Regions from separate parts of the Homo sapiens genome. Here region 1 is linked to region 2. The links are chromatin loops, found by intact Hi-C in ENCODE. Cell type or tissue: Calu3. All regions are shown on one strand.

The links. Hi-C counts contacts between places; a loop is a spot of excess contacts. Peaks named below come from ENCODE experiments on the same cell type or tissue, not always from the same donor. Only the 100,000 strongest peaks of a DNase experiment are listed, where the experiment ranks them.
Region 1: it touches region 2 in a loop (16-fold over the local background); 3 of 110 quality-filtered maps call a loop at or near these places.

The regions. Positions count from the first base shown.
Region 1 is chr10:65,336,672-65,344,671 of GRCh38, reverse strand. No RefSeq gene overlaps it. Among named protein-coding and RNA genes, the nearest start is that of LINC01515, 230 kb to the left of the region's middle. In Calu3, no CTCF peak of the experiment used is centred here; no DNase peak of the experiment used is centred here.
Region 2 is chr10:64,728,446-64,736,445 of GRCh38, reverse strand. No RefSeq gene overlaps it. Among named protein-coding and RNA genes, the nearest start is that of LINC02671, 190 kb to the left of the region's middle. In Calu3, a CTCF peak has its summit at 2,308; DNase peaks (open chromatin) are centred at 2,245 and 4,505.

The sequences.
Region 1 (8,000 bases), 610 kb before region 2:
GTGCAGTGGCACGATCTTGGCTCACTGTAACCTCTGCCTCCCAGATTCAAGCAATTCTCCTGCCTCAGACTCCTGAGTAGCTGGGAGTACAGACAGGCACGTGCCACCATGCCTAGCTAATTTTTGTATTTTTTTTAGTAGATACGGAGTTTCACCATGTTGGCCAGGATGGTCTCAATCTCTTGACCTTGTGATCTGCCCACCTTGGCCTCCCAAAGTGCTGGGATTACAGGTGTGAGCCACCACACCCAGTCTACTGGATATTCTTAACAGTGTGACTTCAGTTGGCAGGTTTGAGTAATGTGGTATAGATCAACCTGAAGACTGAAATCAATTATGTGGACAATCAATCAATTAGTCAATCAATGAATCATGCCTACATAAGGGAACCATAAAAAAAACCTTGGACTCTGACATTTTAGGTGAGATTCTCTGGTTGGCAATAATTTGTGCATATTGGTACACATTATGCTGGGAGGGTAATGTTTCCTGATTCCTGGGGGAGGCCAATGGAAGGTCCATGTTTGGAAACCTCCTAGAATCTGCCCTATGAATCTCTTGTTTTGGCTGGTCTTTATCTGTATCCTTTCCTGTAATAAACCATAGAGTGAGTATAACTGCTTTCAGTGTGTGCAGTGGGTCTTTCTAGTGAATTCTTAAAAGTGAGAGTAGTTTTGGAAACTCTCTAAACTTGCAGTTGGTATCATAAGTTAGAGTTATCTTTCGAATTCTGCCCGCAAACTTGGTCGTTGGCCTAAACTCCTCATAACTTAAAATAGGCTACATGCCTTATAAATTATGTATTTTAATGTAAACCATCCATGAAATCAGTACGACAATTTCTCAATTATTGTTAATTTTTATCAATTATTTGTGTGATGTATTTGGACATGGCTATCGCTATCCTGATAATATCCTGTTTGAGCTATGCTTTGGTATATGGAACTACACTAAGCTTTTTAAAAGACCGTCATTAAATTAATATTCATTGTATGACTTTAATTTAAAAAATATAGAATTCTGTTAATATCAACAATATTATTCATCATAATCTATCTTTTCTCAACTTCAGCAGAACTAGCAGCAATTGCATTAAAACTTTTCTAGCCCTTACAACATTGACCATGATTTTGTTAGTTCCACGTCTCTATCATCAACATTATCACATTCTATCACAAATGTTTATGGGACTGCCTGAAATATGCACCATGTGATGTGCGATGTAAGGCTTAAAATTAAGGCCCAATATTATGTGCTGCCTCAACATTTAGTGAAATCCGCAGGGCCATGAATGGCCTAACCATAAAACCCCGACTCTATATTCATGCTCCGGTTTTCTAGCAAAACACCATAGTTCCCACTTATACCTGAGCAATAGTTCTAGTTTTTTGCCAACCTAGAGATTTATTCATACAAGTCAATTACATTCTTCTGTATAAACCAGGATGCACTTTATTGTGTTGATACTACAAATTTGCCTCCCAAAGCTCTGTTTTACAACTGTGTTCCTGATTGAAACCCCTATGGATATATGTGACTAATAAGCTGCTATCAATCTCATCTATCTATTTTCAATGGACTGTTTGACCATACCCACAACCCTAAGGTAGGGATCACTTCCTCACTAAAAGGATGAATAGGAAGCAATTAAAGCAATACTGTCAGTTAGATTTTAAATATCATATTTGGACCTAAGTTTATTATCAGTATAATGAGGATCATAGTGAAAATTATAGAATTAATAGGGCTAAATATTTATTAGAATTGTGTGCAACATAGATTGAACAGTATATAAGCATTATCATTCACATTTAATAATTAAGCTGTTTCAATGCCCACAATGTGCAGGAATTCCACTGGTTTTAATAAACTGTCCCACTAAATAACAATAAAATTCAACTCTCACAGTAGAAAGAGATACTCAAACCATTGGTATTTTCCTGCCCCCCACAACCCCAAAATCCCTGTCCGCTACTCACATCCTTTTGCTGTTGCTTATAAACCCTCTTTATAAGAGTCCACTGTACCTGATTAATGCTCAATTTGTTCTTCATTACTGTACTGTCTATGACTTCATTCTCAGTCTTCCTTAAGGCAAGTCCTGTGTATGCTGCAGTTTGATTAGTGGTAATGACAGTGACTGCAAATGAATCTGTCTAATAACATAGGGCCATTGTCTGTGGGCACGCAAAAGGAAACTGAGAATTTTCTCTCTGATGTGATGGCATTATCATCATGAAAGACATTTCCTTTTCTTGTATCTGGGCTTACTCTGACTATGGAGATTAATGAGAACAGGTGTTAAAGAGCCATGGTAAGCTGACTGACTCACACACATGGGACAAAGGTGTGTAAGAGCCAGCTGTGGTACCTGAAAGGTGGACTTTTCCTAGCAGGAAAACCACCAATAAAAACCAACAGCAGACATAACTGGAACAGGATTCTATAAAACCCCTGTGTGGAGGCTCAGGGATTCAACATTAATTTCCAGGAGAGCCAGGGCAATGGATAGAGTGAGAGAAACTCTGAACATTTGAGAATATGACCAAAAATATAAAACACTTTAGCATCTTCACAATCAATACAGTCATCCTAGTGTATATAAACTAAACATCAATCTTGGTCATAATTACACTTTCCCTTTTTGAATTTTTTACCTATTACAACTTTTAGATAATTTTAATCCTTGTCATTAAATTACTAAAATTTAGAAAGTAGAATGAATCAAAACAATGAGGCTTTACTAGTATATGGAGATAGCTTACTGGACCCTAACAAAGTAAATTTGCTATTAAGAAAGATATCTCCAAAACTATGTTTCTAAAAGGGACTTCCAGGGTCAAGCTAGGTCAGCATTTTGGTAGGATTGATGCCAGAAAACACAGCTGCTACTGAAACATTTTTTCAGAAAAGGAAGTTCACCCTCTGAGTCATTTCAGATTAAATCTTCATCGCAGGCCTGTGTATGTGTTTTAAAGGAAGGTCTATAATCAGAGGTCCAATTGTTAGCAACTCTGGACATAATCTCAGGATAACAATTCAACCATTCAAATGCTCAAGGCTGAGAGTAAATACCACTTTTCTGTGGTTAAGAAAATAATAAATTCCGGAGGATCCACCACAGATAGCTCAATTACCCCATCAAGAGTTATCAACTACAGTCAGTTCTCCTCTGTGCTCTCTGGTGATAATGCACACAGCATCTGTTCCATTTTTCTCTTTGCGTTGCCACTTCTGGGTAATGTTATTGAAGCATCACCAATGGGTTAAACAAAAGCTGACACTTCAAGAGGAAGGAATGAAAAAGTTGCAGTGCTCGGAATAAGACTATTAAACCTGGGAGGAGTGAACCTATACCTGGAATAGAGAAAATGGAATGAGGTAGAACTGTTTTCACTTTGGAAATAGAGGCAAAGAAATATAAGTGAGTGGGAAACCTGGAAGGAGCCCAATTAAGAAAACAGTAGAGTTTCTCCTATCCCTCTGGTTAGTAATATAGATCTGGGAAGTCCCAGTGTGAGCAGACATCCTTGACTTTGTAGTCTTAAAATAAATGTGAAAGGAATTTTAAGAAGGGCATAAATTTTACAAGATTGCCATAATGCAGCTCTAATGGTTTACTGAGAATAGTGACAAAGTATAGATATGTTGCTATTTTATTTTAGAGAAATTCTGACCTAAACCTGAAGGAAATTTTTCACTAACAAAACGAAATACATTTATTGAATCTTAGGAGATAAGGTTCACATCTTTTAAACTTGGCTTAAGCCATGCTTCAGGCATTATTACATAGGACAGTAAGACTTTTAGTTTTTAACTTTTTGTTAACTAAGCATGGTCTCAGGTTTTACTATATTTTGTTTGGTTTGAATTGGGAAGTTCAGCACTGGAAGATATATGGAGCAGAATTATAATAATAATAACAAAGCAACAACAAACTACAATCACATTTTGCTCTAATCAGTTATACTGAGTCCATGCTATTAACTACCTCAAATTTGAAGTAGATGGAAAGAAATACAGGAAAGATAGGAAATACTGGATGCCTACCAAGTTCTCACAAAATCACCATAATTCTGGAATTGTTTTCACTATTCCACAAATGAAGAATTATGACTCATTTAAGTATTATTTTAAAGCTAACACAGCTAATAGATGCGTAAACTGGAATGCAAACATAGCACATATGATTTTATACCTTGTGTTCTTTCCACTAAATCTTACCACCTACTAAACAATTGTATTATCCATTCTATTATGTGAGCCTAATCAGCAGAAAATAGCATGTTCTCCTCAGTAAGCAACAGATAAAGAGAACCATGGCAGCCCTAAATAAAATAATAAAGGAAGCCATGGAAAGTTTTGATACGATAATTTATTGATATCACTGCTTCTCCTCCACTTCTTCTAATAAAGTTGCTACAGTTTCCAGACCATATGTGTCCCTTAGCCTCTGGGCAAATTGTAAGGTTACCAGAAGAAACTAAACACAATTCCTCTTCCTGCCATTGTGAATATCCAAGCTGAAGAAATGATGCTTGATGTGCCAGAAAGGAAGAAGGGAAATGTCAAGGCCTTTAAAGGATATAGACAGGAATAGAGAAAGGAGGAGAGTTTTCCCCAAGTGTCAAGATAGATTTGAGGAACACAGATTTTCCAAGATACGGAACTAGATTTATGCCTTCAAAAATGCTAAAGCAGATGGAAAATAAATAGAACTATTTTCATTCTTCAGGTGTCTTGAGTGCCACAGAACCCTTAATTATACAGACTTAGTTTGTGAGCATCTCAAGAGGAACCTATATGAAACAACGTGGAACCATGGGATGCTTTCTCAAATGGTCTTGCTTTGAAAAGCTCAAAAATAGGAATGGAGAGGGAACACCAATAGTGACAGATATGTACTTTTCTGCCAGTCCGATGGAAGAGGGACTCAATATTTATTTTATTTGTCTGAAAAAAAAATTTGTAAGTGATTGTTCCTTCATAGCTCTTTTTGCGGAGTGAGAATTATATTCGCTTACCTACGGTGAGAACGAACTGTCTTATAACCTAAGCTGTATAACTAAAACAGAAACGGAGAAACAAACAAAAACGAATCCCGAACTTGAAATGAAGGGAGTGCAATTTTGCCTTGGCTCTTTTAACTGGTTTAGAGCATTGAATTTATTACATAATCATTTTCCACTGTAGATTCTCATCTGTAAAGAGATAATTTGTATTAGGATGTCAGTATAGTTGCTTTCCAATATAATATGTGAGAAATGGAATAACCATACAATTATCAACTGAGAAATTTTTGAGAGTTAAAAGGAGTGCTAAAAACAATTAAAATTGTATATTTTTAAATACTTACTTAGCTGACAAATTAATTATATTAGAAGATTTAGAAATATTTTGTTTCAAAAATTATTTTCAAAATTACTTTTCCTAAAAATTAAAAATATTATTTATCTCTATATTAGAGAAAAGAATATTTGTATTGTTATTAAATATGTGAATATGAAAAATAACATTTATAGACAGTAATTTGTTTTCTAGCTGTATCTCTCTAAAATTCAATATCACTGGTCTTATTTTAATTTTTAAAGAATATGTGTTTTTTAATACGGATTTATTTTCAGGTTTTTCTTATAATTACCTGCAACTTTCTTTAAATTTTATTTTAAGGTTAATAATATTAAAAGTTTTTGCATGCTGAATTGATTTTCTCTGTGAATTAAGAAAATACTCTGTCAGTGCTGAAGTATCTCATAAGTTGAGAGAAAATTCTACTAACTGGAGTATATTTTTAATTCTATTTCTTTACATTAAAATTTGTAAATATTTAAGCCCAAACGCTGTTACAAGTACTTTTTTCATGCCTCAATACTGAATACCTACTTTGGCACACATTTTCACAGAAAAAATTCTCAAATATGTTTTCTGTTGCCATGATTTTTGAATATTTAACAGCATTTAACTGTTACAAAATTTTATAGTTTTGAAATGTATTTTCATACTGGGATAGAATATAAATTTACCCCATTAAAAACTGGACCTCACCAAAAATTCTTTCACAGGTTGCACTACCCAAGAAACAAGTATAGCCTTTCAAAAATTGTAATGTGTGCATCACTTGAGCTCCGCTGTTTTATTGCATTTTTGTCCTGCTTTTATACAGATAAACGTCAATATCTTGTTTGCAAGCACTTTTTAAGTTATTACAATTTGATAAACGTTTCAAAGCTAAAGTTTTTTGGTTCGCCATTCATTGAAAAATTTGGTTTAAGATTTCCAGAATGATAACAAAATGCAAATAAAAATTTTAAAACCCATCTAAGCAAAGTTAAATGGAATTGTAAATCATTCAGTTGGATTTACAAAAGACTATTTTAAAGGCTCAAACATGTTTTAAGTACAATTAATAACAGGCAGTAATTCAGTGTTGTCATGTTGAAGTATTTTCTCTATTCAACATAAGGTTTCTTAAAAACATTTTATAGTTCAGTGCTTCTCTGTATACTTATAAAAACATTTGTACCTTTTGAGAACTGTAATTTAAACTTGGATTAATAGAATATTGAGGCTTGATTGCAATCAATTTTAAATTACATGTGTATATGAAGCAAATTCAAGCACATTTCTGTGTTCTAGTTTTCTTAATTTTATGACACCATGATTCTTAACCCAACACAATGCTCCATTAAAATTTATGTTTGCATTTGAATCATAGAGTCAAGTAATTTTACTTTATTGGGACTTCTAATCTGAACTGACAGTAGTATTGACAATGATATAAGATGCTTCAAGTTTGATGGAAAGATTGCATTTTTTATATTTTATAAATTGAATTTGAAAAGCCAATTTTTATTGGAGTAAATAATTTTATTTTGAAGTTTCCAGTGACAGATACACATCTGGTGATGAAGTCAACACCTTAAGAGCTGGCAGATTAATATCAACAAATGTACAAAAAAAAAAAAAAACCCTTGTAATCTAAAATGAGAGAAAAGTGTTTATTTTTTTTTAAATAGGTCATGCTTCTTAAAATGAGGCATAAAGTCACGTTATTCATCTACAAGTGTGAAAGTGTAATCTTCAGGTTTCATCTTCTTTAAAAACCTACTTACCTTAGAAGCAGACAAAGAGGTGTCTTTAGCAGATTTGTGTCTTCTGGTTTTCATGTATTGGTAAAATCAATATTGTCCCCAAGGTGAGTAGTGAATGCCAACAAGCATTTTGTTCAGATTGTGTGTTTATCATCAACTTTTTGAGAAACTACAACCCATTCCATAATTTTTCATTAGACATGTACTTTCAGTTTTGTAGCTCATTGATTCAGACTGGTTTATTGTTAAACAAGCAAACAAAAAAGAATTACAAAACAAAGAAAACTCCATAAAATATTGCTTTCTGTAGCTCAAGTCTACTTCCTATCCCCATATTTCTAAACCTAGCTTACCTTTCCCACTTTCCCACTGATTCACTGATTAGCAGCCTGGATGCTTAGTGTATTTTCCAGATTGTAGCCTGAATTACACAAGCTCACTGGCTGGTAGCCTGAGTACAAGGCAGGGGCAGCATCATCATATACTTCCTCATCACTGAGAGCAGGAGTTAGCCGTCCCTAGCCATTTCTGTCTCAGAGCCCAAGCACATTTTATTTATCAGCAAAGCCCTTCTTGCTGTCCTTGAAAGAAAACGTTAGTTATGCTGCTTCTGGAAAGCACCAGGTTATTGCTGGTCATCTTTCTGATTTAACCACATGTTAACATCAGAAATCTATCGACTGCGTGTACATTTCAAAGACTATTAAACAAGAACAGAGTAGAAAAATGGAGGTCAAATTCATTCTGGCTTATTTTAGTGCAACCATTATTAAAAATATCTTATTAAAGAAGTAAAGCCAAGACAAAGCTTAACCAGACTGGATGTCAGGACAACAGGTGTAAATCAGGACTGTACTTGCAACATAGATATATGGTCATTTTAATCATGGATCATTGACAGAGAGAGAC
Region 2 (8,000 bases):
TCCTGCATGATTTGCAAACATCATCCTACTTAATCCTCATAGACCTATGAGGTAGATATTATTCTCAGTTGAGGAGACTGAAGCTCAGGCAGGTTAAGATAACCCTCCCAAAATCTCACTCCATGGAATTAGTGGAGCCTGATTTATCCGACTCTGAAATCCACATATTCATCACAACAAGATGGCTCATGATATAATTAAAACAAATAAAGTGATAGATAAATTCCCTTAACAGCTGTACTGGTGTTTCTATTAGTCAGGGTCCATTAAGAAGAAAAAAAAAATCATAGCAATCATATAAACAGAGATAATTTGATTTTTTTATATTTTATTTTACAAGGAATTTCTATATTCCTGCTTATGTTTAATAGGCAGAATTTAGTATGAAAAAACTTTAAACTTTGTATAAAGTTGTTATTTAGGTATCTAAGAGAAATGTAAAGTATCACGAAGGTAGCAACTATAGGAAGTAGAAACCACTCCTACGGTAGAGGGAATAAAGGAAAGAGATTGGAATTATTAAAATGTGTATTTATATGGGGCCCCTTACAGCTTACAGAGAAACCATTGTTTGGCTGGTGCTGGTTTATATGGAATGGAGAAAAATGAGGCTGTTTTTGAAGATGTTGGAAAAACTGCAAATTGGATTCAGCTACTGCAATGAAGAAGCGCTGCCGATGCGTGAACAGAGACCACAGACAGACAGGAATTCCGCATGAGACAGACAGGAATTCCACAAGAAACCGACAGGAGAAAGCAAGTCTCATCTCCTTCCACCAGCCTTGCTGTCTCTGCTTGGCTGCTCTTCTAGAGGGTCTTACACAGAGCCATGGAATAATGCAGAAATGTAAAGTGAAGAGCCCCAGCTCCAATCTCAAAAAGTAGAGAATGGAAGGTGAGTTTAGAACTCAAATATAATAACATATAACTCATACCACAATAAAACTAATTATGGATCTCACCTACAGTTCCTGATCTGTAGCACTTTAGGATCAGCCTTTTATACACCTGCATGTCTATGGGAGACACTTAGCACTCAATTTTAAGTGATCTGGGATTTTTAAGTCAATTTTTCCTTTTTTCTTTCTTTCTACTTCTCATCACTCTAGTAGATTAACGACAACCCCTTCCTACCCTAATTTTTTTTACCAACTGGAATCCCAAATTATGGTTTAAAGGAAAGAGTGGATAGTAAGAAAATGGTATCAACAAGAAAAACACGGAGAAGGGAAATATGAAAAACATACCTAGTGTATTCAGACTATGATTCCACAAGACAACTTGCATATTTGAGATAAAACATTGGGTGACTTTCATTTTAACATTCTCAATGAAAGGTAGAAAGAAAAATGTTCCACATGTATGCCAGCTCTATTCTCAACACCAATACATGAAGCAGACAACAAAATAAATTATTTGTATTGTCACAATTGTAGTGGTTTCATAAATATTTTATCATCAAGTCCATTTTCTCATACAACATCCCTATTGCTAGAATTATTTTTGCCTTTAACAATAGTACTTGGCAGGTATACAACGTAGGAAGAATAATCAGCGTGAAATCTTATGTTTCTTTTATAAGAGCCTTGCCAATGCCAAAGCATACAGAACAAACTTGTCTCATCTTTTTTAACTGATGCTAGAATATAGTTTTGAAAACAAATATAGTCAACAAATATGTATTAAGTCCCTACCCTGCACCAAGGTCTAGACACTGAGAATACACAGAAGAATAAAGCAAATGGCATTTAGTTTATAGAATTTGTAAATAAGTGTAAGTCAAGATAAAAATGTGAACAAGGGACCAGAGATATGAAGAGATTAAAAGAATTATGGAAAAATATTATGTACAATTCTATGCCAATAAATTTTATGATCAAGATGGTGTGGTAATATTTAGGAAAACATAAATTACAAATGATTCAAGAGGAATAAAAAGAAGACCTAAACTATCATGAACCATAAAGAATCAAAATTTGATAAAAGTGAAACTCAATATAAGTGGCAGGCCTAAATAGTTTAACAAACATATTTTAAGTAATTTTTAAGGTCATGTAACCTGACTTAATTTAGAGATACAATTTTATTTTATTGGTAAAAAGACATAAGTATTTAAAGGCACTCAAAATTTAAACATAAGTGCAATGTATATTTATTTTATATTTCAACTGTTGAAAGAGAAACCATAGTTCTGCTCTTTTGTCCTCCAATATGGAGGGAATATTCATTAGTGTCACATGCCTGCCATCTATTGGCCACCTCACTTACCCATGGAAGGAAGAGTATATTGTTTGAGGAGTGAATTTTGGCTAAGAAAATGGGCATAAGTGACCCCCACATCTTCCCTTTCTCTCTGTTTGGCATCTGTTTATCTATGCTGTTTATCTATGCTGTTTATCATATAATATATGGCATGTTATCTGCAATAAACTCAACAGCAAATTGGCTATGCTTCCAGACACCTATGGTTTTCCAGCAATGTCAGTAACTGGCTAGGTATGTCTAATTATGGGATCTAGTTTTAGAAAACTCATTATTTTATAACATCTAACCCATGGTTTTTCATCTGACCTTTGCTTGCAATATAGGTGATTTTGTGTGTGTGTGTGTGTTTTTTTTTTTTTTTTTTTTTCTTGACAGAGTCTCATTCTGTTGCCCAGGCTAGAGTGCAGTGGTGCAATCATGGCTCATTGCAGCCTTGAACTCCTGGGCTCAAGTGATATCCTCCCACCTCAGTCTCCTGAGTAGTAGAGTAGCTGGGACTACATGTGTGCACTACCATGGCCATATAATTTTTTCATTTTCTTTTTCTTTTTTTCTAATTAGAGATGATTTCTCACTAAGTTGCCCAGGCTGGTCTCCAACTCCTGGGCTCAAGCAATCCTCCTGTCTTGGCCTCCCAAAGTGCTGGGATTGCAGGTGTGAGCTACCATGCATAGCAAGGATGATATTATTTATTACCATCTGCTTAAATGTGTTGTTCCCATCAGGAATGATATTTGTTAAATTTCCTTAAAACCCAACACTTACTAATATATTTTGCTTTAAAACTAAAAATTTTATTTTAACATTCTTCTGGAAAAATAATCATACAAGCATGTCAACTAAGCTCGAGGCAAATATAATAGAAAGTAGAATGTGAGTGCTGCTTTTCCCTATCAGGTAGATTTATAAATAAAAGAACATGTCACTACCAAATGATATGATCTGTCACTTCATGCAGTATATCAGGTAGCTATAGGTAGTATGAAACTTGGAAAAATATGAGGCAGAGGATGAACATGATAAAGTTTTATGTGCAACTTCATTATCATTCCCTCAGCTACGCTATAAACAATGTCTATTCTGAATCCACTTTTAATAGTCACCAAGAGAAGAGAGAAGAACAACAGAACAGAGAGAAGTAGATTCTTCAACTCAGCTGTCAAGTGAACTCAGGATATCAAAGGACTGTGCAATGTGTTGTCAGAGGTCATGTTCTTTGACCACTATATTTTCCCATACTATATGTTACTGGTGGCTGGTATCAGAGTTTCCCCAGGTTATCAGCAGTGTATCTTAATGCGTCTGCAGCAACTTCAATTTTTGCCTCCTGAGAAGAAAGAATTCTACTGAGGAGCACAAGGCAGAACAAGACCGAAGTGAGTTTCAGAGCAAGAGTGGAAGTTTTTTTTTTAAAGGCTGTAGAATAGGAAAGAAAGGAAAGTTCACTTGGAAGAGATCCAAAAAGGCGTCTGAAGGTCAAAGAGAGCATTTAACCTTGGTCTCCTAGGACTTTTTGGCTCACTTCTTTTCCATGATTCTTCCCTTAGGGTGGGCTTCCCGCATGCGCAGTCTCCTCTTTGCCCCTGGGAACTGAGCATGCGGTAGTGTGTTTAGGAAGTTGCTCGTATGCCCATCTGAGGCTTTCTTCCCTTTTCTGGTGAAGTGTCCCTGGAAGATCATACTTCTCTATTTTGTATGTTAACATGCATGCCCCGGAGGTTTCTTCTCCCTGGCATCTCTATTCCCTTAACACTTTAATGTTAATAGCTGTGGATCATCAGGAGATTGTCTCTCTCTGGTGCCCTAGCACTCCCTACTGAGTTGTCATTTTTAGCGAGGCAGTGTGATAATTGTTGAACCATCACCTGACATTCCTAGTGGGTGGGGGAAGAGCCCTCTCCCGCCTCACTCATCCCTATCTAACTACCTGTAACACTATACACATTTGTCTTCTGTGATAATGGAGCTGCATTTCTAAGCCCTGAATATTTGGATTTCACTTTCCTTTAACTACTGTTTATGCATGCACATACCACTTCCTTGCATCCCAACACCATAGGGGCTAGCTGCAGGTCACATGGAATAGGATGTTCACTTCTAATGAGGAAAGAGGCCATTCCTCCTACTGTCCCCTGTCTCCAAAGAAAAGGAGGAAGTAAAAACTGAAAAACAACAGACTGATCCGCGCCACTGGCCAGGCCTGTAAGTTAAAGATTAACCACCACCCTAACCACTTGTGCTGTCTATAGATCACAGACAATGGTATGGAGAAATACTTGCCTTGCTCACCACCCCCACCTAGTCACGTACCCCATGCTTGCACAATCTATCACACGACCCTTTCACGTGGACCCCTTAGAGTTGTAAGCCTTTAAAAGGGCCAGGAACTCTTTCTTCAGGGAGCTCAGTTCTTTTTTTTTTTTTGAGTCGGAGATCTTGCTCTGTCGCCCAGGCTGGAGTGCAGTGGCCCGATCTCTGCTCACTGCAAGCTCCACCTCACGGGTTCACGCCATTCTCCTGCCTCAGCCTCCCCAGCAGCTGGGACTACAGGTGCACGCCGCCACACCCGGCTACTTTTTTTTTGTATTTTTAGTAGAGACGGGGTTTCACCGTGTTAGCCAGGATGGTCTTGATCTCCTGACCTTGTGATCCGCCCACCTCGGCCTCCCAAAGTACTGGTATTACAGGCGTGAGCCACTGTGACCGGCCAGAAGCTCGGTTCTTGAGACCCAAGTCTGCAGATGCTCCTGGCTGGATAAAGCATCTTCCTTCTTTAACCTGGTGTCTGAGGGGTTTTGTCTGTGGCTCCTCCTGCTACACTTACAGAGTTCTTACCTTCAACAGTTATGATGCTCTTCTAGTCCTAAAATCCACTTCAAGAAATAGATTCTGAGCACAAACCTATGACATTGACAAAGTTCAAGCAAGTTTCTTCAGGACAGGATGTGTTTTAAAATTGAGTATGCTTTACAATGAATCATAGGTGGTGACTAACTTAAAATGCACACTTGAGTTATCACAACAGAATAGAAAAATTGGCCCTGGATTATTCAGTTTTTAAGAACAGGTTATATTATATATATTATATAATAAATTTATTGTATATGTTATATTTATATAGAGAGCTATATAATATATAACTAGATATAGTATTATAACCTCATTCTTGAAATCAGGGCCAAAGAGAACATGGCTACAAGACTAAATGTTGATATTCTACAATTTGATTGAATTTTGAGTTGTCTAACTTCTTTTAATTTAATAATATATTTCATTTAGATAATTTCTAAAACATTATCGTTTCAACACATAATCAGTACAAAATATTATTAAGATATTTTACATTTTGGGGGTACGAAGTCTTCCAAATTTGGCATGGATTTTTCACTTTACAGCCATGTCAATTCAGACACTAAATTTGTATCAGAAATACTTGATTTCTATTTAGATTTTATAAAATTTACATTAAGAAAGTAGATTCAGCCAGGCACGGTGGCTCACACCTTTAATACCAGCACTTTTGGAGGCTGAGGAGGGCAGATCACGAGGTCAGGAGATGGATACCATCCTGGCCAACATGGTGAAACCCTGTCTCTACTAAAAATACAAAAATTAGCTGGGCGTGGTGGGGCGCAACTGTAGTCCTAGCTACTAGAGAGGTTGAGGAAGGAGAATCGCTTGAACCCAGGAGATGGAGGTTGCAGTGAGCCGAGATCGCACCACTGCACTCCAGCCTGGTGACAGAGTGAGACTCTGTCAAAAAAGAAAGAAAGAAGGAAGGAAGGAAGGGAGGGAGGGAGGGAGGAAGGAAAAGAAAGAAAGAAAGATTTTTCTGAAAAGGTTTTCAAAAATTGAATTGAATGTTTAACTATAACTACAATTTAATTCAAATTAAATGAAATTAAAAATTTATTTCTTCAGCTGCACTGGCCACATGTCAAATCCTCAACAGACAGCACAACACCAGACTCAACTCCTGACTCTCTTTGCCAAGTCTTATCAGCCTTTTCCTCAGAATATGTTTCAAAGCTATTCCTTTAACCCACTTCTCTCACTCCTAAATTCTTAATAACTTTTTACTCCTATAAGACAATGTTAACTATACTTCCACTAAAAATATAATTATAATGCAGTTAACATGTATTGGCCACTTAGTATGTACCAGAAACAGTTCTCAACAGTTTCATGTGATAACTTGTCATATTATAGTAATTAAATGAATTCTATTAATACTTCCCATTGTAAAGATGAAGAAATGGAGGTGTGAGGAGATTAAATAACTTCTCCAAGGTCATACAGTTACTGAGTGAAGAAGCTGGAATTGAAACCAGCCCAGTTAGTTTTATCCAGACCCCACACTCTGTACCTTTCTGCTGCCTCTCTCACATATATACATAAAAATAATAGTTTGAGTAATGAAATTATAGATGATTTTATTATCTTCTTTTTATTTCCCTATATTTTGTCCATTAATGAAATATGTCACTTTTGTAATTTTTAAAGTTGTTTTAATAAGTCAAATAAATATCGGCTTAGTTTGTTTTTAGTATACTCTTACCTTGAGACAGGAGAATAAACAAAATGACTTTTTCAGTGTCTCCTCATCCCAGGAATGTATTTTTTTTAGCCCCCTCTAATATCAAACAAAAACAACACACATTACTACCCTATAAGTACTTCAAGATAAGTGGATAATTTTAATTTTTTTCTCTGGTTTAAACATCCAACCTCAGTGGTTCCAAACCAAAAGAATCACTTTAAATCATATACTTCTGTAAAAAATATTTCCTGAAATCTCTAATCTCTACATCCAGCATATTTTTCATATCCACACATTTCCACTTATCCCACTGCCACCATCCTCGTACATTCCCATTGTTAACCTTCTACTTGACCTCAGTCTAATCTACTGAACCAGCATCCCATCCTCACCTCATCTTTCTGCTCTCAACTTTCGGCCTACCTCAACCATGTTTACTTCATATTCTTGTTAATCCCCTCTGATTAGGCTGCTATCTGTGCCTCTGTGCCAGAAATCCTTCAGGGATTCTCTACATGGTGGTTTCTCACTTTCCAACCTGATCATTTTTGTACACCACACCTACTGCAAATTCCAACCCTTATCATTTTTGTGCCTCATACTAGTCTACACTTCAGCCAACTGGTCTCCTCGCAGTTCCTAGGATCATTTGCCTTTTCTAACTGTGGACCTTCCTCAAGCTCCTCCCTCTATCAGAAAATACCCTTCCTCCACCTCTGACCATTGAAATGCTACTGATTATTTCAGAAGCAGGTCAAGTGCCAAGTGTTCAATAAGTTTTTTTTCTCCTCTTTTCCTGTCAAACTTTACATTGCCACTTCTGCACAGTTCACCACGTTAACCTCATGTCATCATTTATATGTCATTATTTGTGTACTTAACTTTTCTGCCTACCAACATTTCTTAAGCACCTCTGACATGTCAAGGGTATGTACTAGGCACTTTATATGTGTTACCTAATTTAATTTAATCCTTACAACAGCCATATGAGACAGGTAACACCATCCCCATTTTACAGATCAGAAACCTGAGACTGTCAGAAGTTAATTAACTTGCTTGAAGTAGCATCCTTACTAAATAGCAGAGTCATCACTCATTCAAAATATTTTATTCAAATCCATGTCTGCCAGGTTTGTAGGCCCCAGGGGCTTTTCAGTATCGGTTGGGAAGTCCCTTTGGGAGCAATTAGCACTGG